2 separate regions of the Homo sapiens genome follow, and region 2 is linked to region 1. Evidence: chromatin contacts called from ENCODE Hi-C or POLR2A ChIA-PET data. All regions are on one chromosome and are shown on one strand. The core of a region is the stretch at or near the end of the contact, and the rest is flanking DNA. Distances in the headings are between cores, read along the strand shown.

Region 1 (3,980 bases), core at 1,048-3,547:
GAGACTCCATCTCTAAATAAATAAATAAATAAAATAAAAAGAATAGCTGTGAGATGGAAGAGGTTGCAAGTTTCCCTGGGAGCTTGTGGCACACAGAAGACCCCAGGACCTTGGCCTTAATGGGGTTAGGTTGCTGGGACGGGGGCTGGCTACTTCCACTCTAGAATAATAGTACTGAAGACCCCTTTGTTCATTTACTACTTCATTCATTCAGAGAATATTTATTGAGCATCTACTATGTGTTTCCAGGCACTATTCTAGGCACTGGAGTTACAGTAGAGAACAAAACAGAAAAAGTCCTGCCCTCATGGAGCTAATATTTTAGTGGAGTGAGACAGATAATAAATAAAGTAAGTAAGATATATACTCTGTGAGGGTGTTAAGAGCCATAGAGAAAAATTAAGTAGTGGAGGGGGCAGGGTGTGTGGGGAAGAGGTGTTGCCATTTCAGAGAGTTCTTGGAAAGCCTCACTCAAAGCTGATGTTTCAGTGAAGACCTGGGAGGTGAGAGGTGCTGTACTGACACCTGGGAAAAGAGTGCCCAAGGCAAAGCAAACAGTCAGTGCAAAGGCCCTGAGGTGGGCATGATGCTGGTGTATTTGGAAGACCAGGGATGACATCAGATCAGAGGAGAAGTGGGGGTAGAGGTAGATCATGCAGGACTTCACAGGCTGCTGCAAGCCCTTTGGGTTTTTCTCCAACTGAAATGGAAAGTCACTGGAGGGTTTTATGTGGAAGAGTGACACCAAATGTTTTATGAATCACTGTTAGCTCATTTCTCAATTATATTATTACCACCATTTTAAAGGCAGGGAAACTGAGGTTCAGAAGGGTTAGGAGAGTTTCCCATAGGCACACAGCATGAGCTGCCAGAACTTCTCTCCTTTACTTATTTATTTATTTTGAGATGGAGCCTCGCTCTGCAGAGTGCAGTGGCGTGATCTCGGCTTACTGCAACCTCCGCTTCCCGGGTTCAAGCGATTCTCCTGCCTCAGCCTTCTGAGTAGCTGGGACTACAGGCGTGCGCCACCACGCCTGGCTAATATTTGCATTTTTAGTAGAGACGGGGTTTCACCATGTTGGCCAGGATAGTCTCGATCTCTTGATCTCATGATCCGCCCGCCTCGGACTCCGAAAGTGCTGGGATTACAGGGGTGAGCCACCACGCCTGGCCAACTCCTCTCCCTTCTAATCCAGGACTCTCGGTGCTCCTGCATGTGGTTTCCAAATGTTCTCAACTCTTCTCCTGCTTGCGAAGGGGAGACCAGAGCCTTGGAGCTGGGAAAGGAGCAGGCAGGGCTGACTCTTCTCGAACCTGGATTGCTGGGCACCTGTTGTCCAGCATCATTTGAGGGCATGTATGGAAAGTGCTCTGGAAATTTATCAAGTATGGCACACATGGTGAGTGTTATGAGAGACTATCAAGATGCTCTCAATGATTCCTGCTGAACTCAGGTCCCGAGTGCCCAACAGGCCTCCATTTGAGCAATGGGTTGGCCATTGCTTGTAGCTGCTATTCATCTAGGAAGGTCCCAGCACCGGCCCCTGTTTCCACCTCCCGCAGCCCTCACATGTGGATCCACTGGTTTCACCTACAGCTCCAACCTTGGCCTGGTTCACTGATCGATCAGCCTGAGGCTAGAAGCACTTACACAGCTGGAGAGCAAGTCACTCTTTCTACTGGCACCCAGCACTATGCCTGCAGCACACACGTTGTCACACACCTGTCATCCCCTTGGGCACTGGGCCTTTCCCTCCTGTGTAGCCCTCAGCTGGGTCAGCCTGGCTCCTCCTGTGGGGGCGGGGGGCTGGCCCCAGAGCTGCCCTGGCTAAGGCCACAGGGTCATACTGGAAGTGAAGAGACCAGCCTCAACAAATCCAGGAAACAGACCCAGGTAGGAGTGTGAAGGGCATGGCTGTAGTGTGGGGTGTGGAAGCCCAATTCTGGGCTTCCCAGAATTTCCCAGCAGGCTTGGGGGAGGGGTGGTGGCAGCTGGCCCAGTGGAAGGGAACCTCCATCCACCCTAGAAAGATTGTCCCACTTTCCTTATGGGTCAGCACCTCACAATGTCATCACCAGAAGGGCTTTCTTCCCCACGTGGATTACATAGCAGGTAGATGGATTTGTGCTTGCAGACACAGAGGGGCCAGAGTTTTAAAGGCCGTCAGTACCCTATGGCCCATCTCAAAGAAAAAGACAAGGATAAGCAAAATTAGAAGGAAAGAAAGAAAGACTGTAAAAGTTAAACAAAACCACCCACAAATAGCTTGAGGCAGAAAAAAGATTGTACCATATCATGGCAATCGTGGACAGTTTGGCAGCTGAGGGAAAGATGACTCATTCCCAGGCTCCGCTTGCATAATCCTCCCCAGCCCAGGCAGGAGAATGAAACTAGGAAAGTAATGCAATGACATTTAGTAGCAAAAAGGAAGCCCACACAACATTTGTGCAAGGCCATCCAAAAATAGCAGGCTCCTCCATGCTTGGGTTTTGAAACTATGCATTTTGCTTGAAATGCCTGAGTCGTGGCACATTTTTCTTGGGCCACCCACACCCTAATTCAGTTCATTTCAATTTAGCAGACATTTAATGCAGGCCTACTGTGCTCCAGGCTCTGTGCTAAGGATTTGGGAGTGGCAAATACAAGGATAGGGGAGACACTAAAAGGAAAGTGTGAAGGGAAGAATGAATGGAGTCAAACCCCACCACGAACCCTTACCAGGTCTGAACCTCAGTTTTTCTGTCTATAAAGTGGGAACAATGCCCACCTCATGAAATTGGGTGAGAGTTAAATGAGAAGAGCAAAGCCACAGGGGCTCATGAAAGGAGTCCTCAAATCTGCTCAGGGTGATCAGGAGGGCCAGCATGGAAGAAGAGGTCTTTGAAATGAGCCTTGACTCGTTTTAACTGAACCGAACTGCCAGACTGAATAGTGGCAAGTATTTCTTCTGTGCCTGCTGGGTGTCAGGCCTGGTGCCAGGTCCTGAGAATGTAAGGACAAAGGAGAGAAACCCATCATCAAGCAGTAATAATCCTAACAGTAGAAACAGTAAAAATAACACAGGGAAGCAGCTAGGCATAACGGTTGTGGGTGCTAGTTCTGAAAACAGACTCTCTGTGTACAAATCCTAGTTCTTTTACTCTCAGCTGTGTGGCTTGAGCAAGTTCTTTAACCACTCATTCTATGCTCCTGTTTCCTTTTCTATAAAATTAGTATACAAATAGCAATTCCTTATAGGATTGCTGTAAAAATTAATTGGAACAGTGCTTGCAAAGCACTTACCCTAGTGCCTGGTAAGTGGTCTGTCAGGGTAAGCTGCCACTATTTTCATTGCTACCATCACCATTATCTTCATCACCATTATCACCATCACACATCACAGAAGAGAGGGAGGTACAGAGTCCTCCAAGCAGAGGAGAACTTGGAGAGTCTGGGAATGCCAGAGGAAGGAATGGTTATTCTTGAAGTGAGTTTTGAAAGACAAGGAGAAGTTTGCCAGTAGGATTCTGGAAGAAAGAGGTATTCCAGGCCGGGGGACAATATGAGAAAAAAGCATGAATGTGCAGAAGATAAATGTTCAGGAAACAGGAAATGGCTCAGGCCGACAGCCAGGCTGAAAGGATGGCCTGACCAGGGAGAGAGAGGGCAAGCGGGAAGGGAGTGAAAGTCCTTCCTTTCCTGGCCTTTTGCACACACCCTCCTGGCACATGCCAGGCAGTTAGGAAGCCCTGGGCCTGGACATGAGCACTAGCTCTCTCACAGAGCCCCTTTCTGACCTTGGCTTCCTTCCAGGAGACGTTAAGACACAGCCTTACTGAGAATGCAGCCACGGTTACTATCACATTTATTGAGAAAACTATCCCTTATGTTACTCAGAGCTCTTTGCATACAGATGCTCAAGATAAATTCAACTTAGAATTCAGCCAGGAAAAAACATTGATAAAAATAATTTATAACTTTCATTCAGAGTTTACAACAT
Region 2 (4,017 bases), core at 1,082-3,581, 97 kb after region 1:
CCTGTTGTACCTAGCACAGAATCATGCACAAGCAGGTGCTTGTTAACTGTTGGTGTGTACCAACAAACATTTACGGAGCACCTATTAGCAGGAGCACAGGCCAAGGAGCTGGATAGATGAGCGTGGAGTTTGGGGGAGAGGTCTGAGCTGAGATATACATTTGTGAGTCATCATTGTATGGATGAGGCCGGGCTGGGGAGGATATGAGCGTAGAATGAGAAGGTCCAGACCTGCACCTGAAGAACAGCCCCATTTAGGGAATGCAGGGAGAGACAGAGGAAAAGCAAGATGGTGCACAGTGACATTGAAGGTGAGTGACGAGACCCTGCAGCAAGAGGAAAGGAGCAGCAGTGCTAGATGTTGCAGAGAACCCAGAATGGTAAGGCCTGAAAACCATGTGTTTTAGATTCTGTAACCTGGAGGCCACTAGGTGACCTTAGCAAGGGCAGTCATGATGGAGTGTTGGGGCTGAAGCCCATTGCAGGGAGGCCCATAGTCAATGGGAGGTGGGCAGTAGACACAGAGAGCTGGGTTATTCTTGCCACACAGCTGTGCTGGGGCCATGGCGGGGGTGGGGGTGCCACAGAGTGGGAGCCAGAGAGGGACCTGGGTAAGGGCTGACCGTGGGTGGGGAGCGCATGGAGTGCTTTCAGAGGCCAAGTGAGTGGAACTGTCTATGAAGCAGATGGATGGAACCCTGGCTGAATTATCTCAGACTTGCCAAAGACATTCATAAAATTCAGACCCGCACACACTCGGGAATGGGAAAAATGAATTATTTTGTAAGAAGCTTATAGTCCAAAGGTAGAATTGCCCAAGAGAGCTTCTGAAAGGAAAAAGTCATAGCAAGTTGATATTTTTAAAGTGAAATAACATAGGTTGGATTTTTCTAGTAACTTCAAGGGGTAAAGACTTTGAATTTTTTTTTTGGAGACAGAGTCTCGCTTTGTCACCCAAGCTGGAGTGCAGTGGTGCGATCACAGCTCACTGCAGCCTTGACCTCCCAGGCTCAAGCAATCCTCCTGCCTCAGCCCCTCAGGTAGCTGGGATTATAGGCACACGCTACCACGCCTGGCTATTTTTTGTATATTTTGTGGAGGTGGGGTTTCACCGTGTTGCCCAGGCTGGTCTCAAACTCCTGAGCTCAAGCGATCTGCCCACCTTGGCCTCCCAAAGTGCTGGGATTAAAGGCGTGAGCCACTGTCCCTGGCCAAGACTCTGGGTTTAGTAAGCCTCTTGCAACTCACTAGGAGTGGATTTCTAGGACCTCCCCACTTTCTTGCTTGTTGTTTCTTTTGCTAGCCGTAAGTCCCTGGAGTACACTGGGTACTTTATGGGAAAAAGAGGAACAGTGTGGGACAGACTTTGCCCTGGGCTGCTTAACGTGATGTGGGGAACAGAGGTGATAAGAGCCTGTGGCAGCTCAGGCAGCCCTGCCATGACCTGGAGTTGGGGAGGGGTATCAAGGATAACAAGTCTTATACACATGCCATGCTGTTTCTTTGGATCAATAGATGGATAATTTTTAAAACCCCCTGTATGTATCAAACTCACTTTGGAGATGTAAGGCATGGCCTCTGTCCTGGTGACAGTATCTGAGTGGGAGGCCTGGTAAAATGTCTGTGTTTAGGATGATGAACGCCATAATCTAAGACTGCTAAGTGCTGTGGGGTGGTCTAGAAGGGCAGATGGGCTAGCTGCGAGGAGGGCAGAGGCACTGTGCAATGGTGTTGCCTGGGAACACTCCGTGGAGAGTGTGGGAATCTCACCCTGGCCCTACCAGGTAAGAAATTGGGCCTGGGAAATTGGGAAGGGAATTTTTCAAGCTTCATGGCTGCTCCAGGACTTGAACTAAGACTTTCCTTTAGAGCAAGCTTGTCCACCCTCTGGCCCGTGGGCCGCATGTAGCCCAGGAGAGCTTTGAATGCAGCCCAACACAAATTCATAAACTTTCTGAAAACATTGTAAGATTTTTTTTTTGCGATTATTTTTTAGCTCATCAGCTATCGTTAGTTAGCGTATTTTATGTGTGGCCCAAGATGACGACTCTTCCATCGTGGCCCAGGGAAGCCAAAACACCGGACACCCCTGCTTAGAGAAAGTGCGTTTTCTGTTATAAAAGGACCTTGAATCCCCATCTCATATGTTGGGACTTTGTCTTGCATGTTTTCAGGCAGGGCATGATTGTATCTGTAACATAATAATATGTAAGAATGTGTACTTCTTAGCCTTTGCAGAGAGGCGGGAGGCCTGTTTCCTGCAGCCCCCGCCCTGTCCTGGCTGAGGGGTGGGAGGCAGCTTGCTGGCCAGCCCCGCTGAGTCACCCTCCGGCGTGGAGCCCAGTGGGGATTTCCACGCGGCCCCAGTGTTCTCTTCTCCTCGTTTCCTGTTGGGCTGTGACGCAGGCTGGCTGCCAGCGGGTGCCGGTGGGCACTCCTGACACAGGCCACTGCCAGCCGGCCTTGTGGGTCCTGAGGGCATCGTGGGTGGCTCTCCCCCCACGAGTGACTGTGCCTGGCAGGGTGTGCCCCACATGTCAGTTGCACTCCGTTCTGGGTGGGCAGCTCCCAGAGGCCCCGGGGAGGGCTGCAGATGGGCGGGGGGTGGCTGCCTGGGAGGACGGGAGGTTTTGTTGAAGAGAGAGCTTGCTCTTGGGGCAGTTTGTACTGGGCGTTTAGGGTTATAAAAACCTAGATTTGCTGAAAACGGCTCTCTTTTATCTTCTGACAAGAACATTTGTGAAGAAAACAAAACAGACCTTCAGCCATTTAGTCTATACACCGAGAGAATGGTTTCTACAGTATGCCTGATTTCTCTGGGTCTTTCTAACACATCCATGTATGTGCTTGTCAGCTTCTAGTGCCTCCATTTCTTGATATGAGGAAATTTTGCTTAAAAAAAAATCTCTACTGATAGGACCTCTGCATATTCATGCATGTTTTTCCTCCAGAACTTTGTGTCCCACCACTGTGCTAGGCAGTTTACAAATGCCATCTGATTTCATTCCTGCCACTACAGTCTAAGGCTATATTGTCCGATACCTATCCACCACCCTCATGTGGCTATTTAAATGTTGGGTCATTAAAATTAAATACAATTACAAATGCTGTCCCTCAGTCACACCAGCCGCATTTCAAGTGCACGGGTAGGCTAGTGGCCATCAGATCAGCTCATATAGAGCAGCACGTTTTCATCACCACCAAAAATTCTATTGGGTAGCACTGGTCTAAGGTCCGGACATATGTCCCCATTTTGTAGATGAGGAAGCTGAGTCCTACAGAGGTTAAGTTGACCACTTAGAAGAATGAACAGATGAAACCTTTTCATTTTACACATGAGGAAACTGAAGGTTATACTCCCCTTTCCTTCTTAGAAAAGAGAAATTGATCTGTAGGCTTCAGGGACTCTTCAGTTAGCCTGGGGGTACTGTGCGGGTCAGCTCTTTTGCTGTTCCCCCCAGACCCTGTCAGCTGTGGGTGGTGGCTGGTTTCTCTTGGTTTCCTCACCAGAGTTTGGGAATGAGCAAGTCAGGACTGCTTTCCGTACGGTAATCCTTTGGCCCATTTCCTATCGGGGGATTTATGGAGCTGGTGATCTCTTGGGTTTTTTGGCCATTTGTTAGAGCCAAAAGAGGTCACAGGAAATGATATACTAGTTTCATTGCCCAAAATACTGAGGTCCAGAGAGGTGAGGGGATGCTGAGGGTCTTGCATCTAGCTAAGAGCTGAGCTGGCTCTTAAACTTGTTTTCAAGCCAGGACTTACCTGACTTTCTTAGGAAAGTAATCACTCCATAGACAAGGATAGGTTTTTTTCACAGAGCAATGATGTTCCCTGTGGTCCCTATGTAGGGTGGTAAGGAATAGGGCTTTGGGATCCTACAGACCAGGGTTCAAATCCTGGCCCCACCACTTGTAAGTTATGGGACTTCAGACAAGGACTTAAACATTCTAAGTCCTCAGTTTCTTCATCTGTAAAACAGGGATAAAATATCTCAGTGAATTTGTTTTAAATACTT

The links. A loop is a pair of places that touch in the nucleus more often than their neighbours do. ChIA-PET counts read pairs that join two places held with the same protein, here RNA polymerase II (POLR2A). Pooled maps may share reads with other maps.
Region 2: a pooled map shows a loop between it and region 1 (2.9-fold over the local background). The contact joins two enhancer-like sites. A Hi-C loop is called at or near these places in 1 of 168 maps with a recorded cell type or tissue (naive thymus-derived CD4-positive, alpha-beta T cell) and 6 of 50 pooled maps. POLR2A ChIA-PET finds 5 or more read pairs at or near these places in 5 of 52 experiments (BJ, MCF 10A, activated CD4-positive, alpha-beta T cell and 2 more).

What each region holds. Positions count from the first base shown.
Region 1 is chr15:67,022,219-67,026,198 of GRCh38, forward strand. All of the region lies in intron 2 of SMAD3-DT (SMAD3 divergent transcript), which reads right to left. Among named protein-coding and RNA genes, the nearest start is that of SMAD3-DT, 40 kb to the right of the region's middle. RefSeq lists an enhancer at 3,453-3,747. Within about 2 kb of position 2,298, at least 29 of the 41 ENCODE cell types and tissues checked have a DNase peak (open chromatin) inside an H3K27ac peak, as active enhancers do.
Region 2 is chr15:67,118,885-67,122,901 of GRCh38, forward strand. The region is part of intron 1 of SMAD3 (SMAD family member 3); the gene reads left to right. Among named protein-coding and RNA genes, the nearest start is that of SMAD3-AS1, 26 kb to the right of the region's middle. RefSeq lists enhancers at 1,215-2,072, 2,051-2,490. Within about 2 kb of position 2,332, at least 36 of the 41 ENCODE cell types and tissues checked have a DNase peak (open chromatin) inside an H3K27ac peak, as active enhancers do.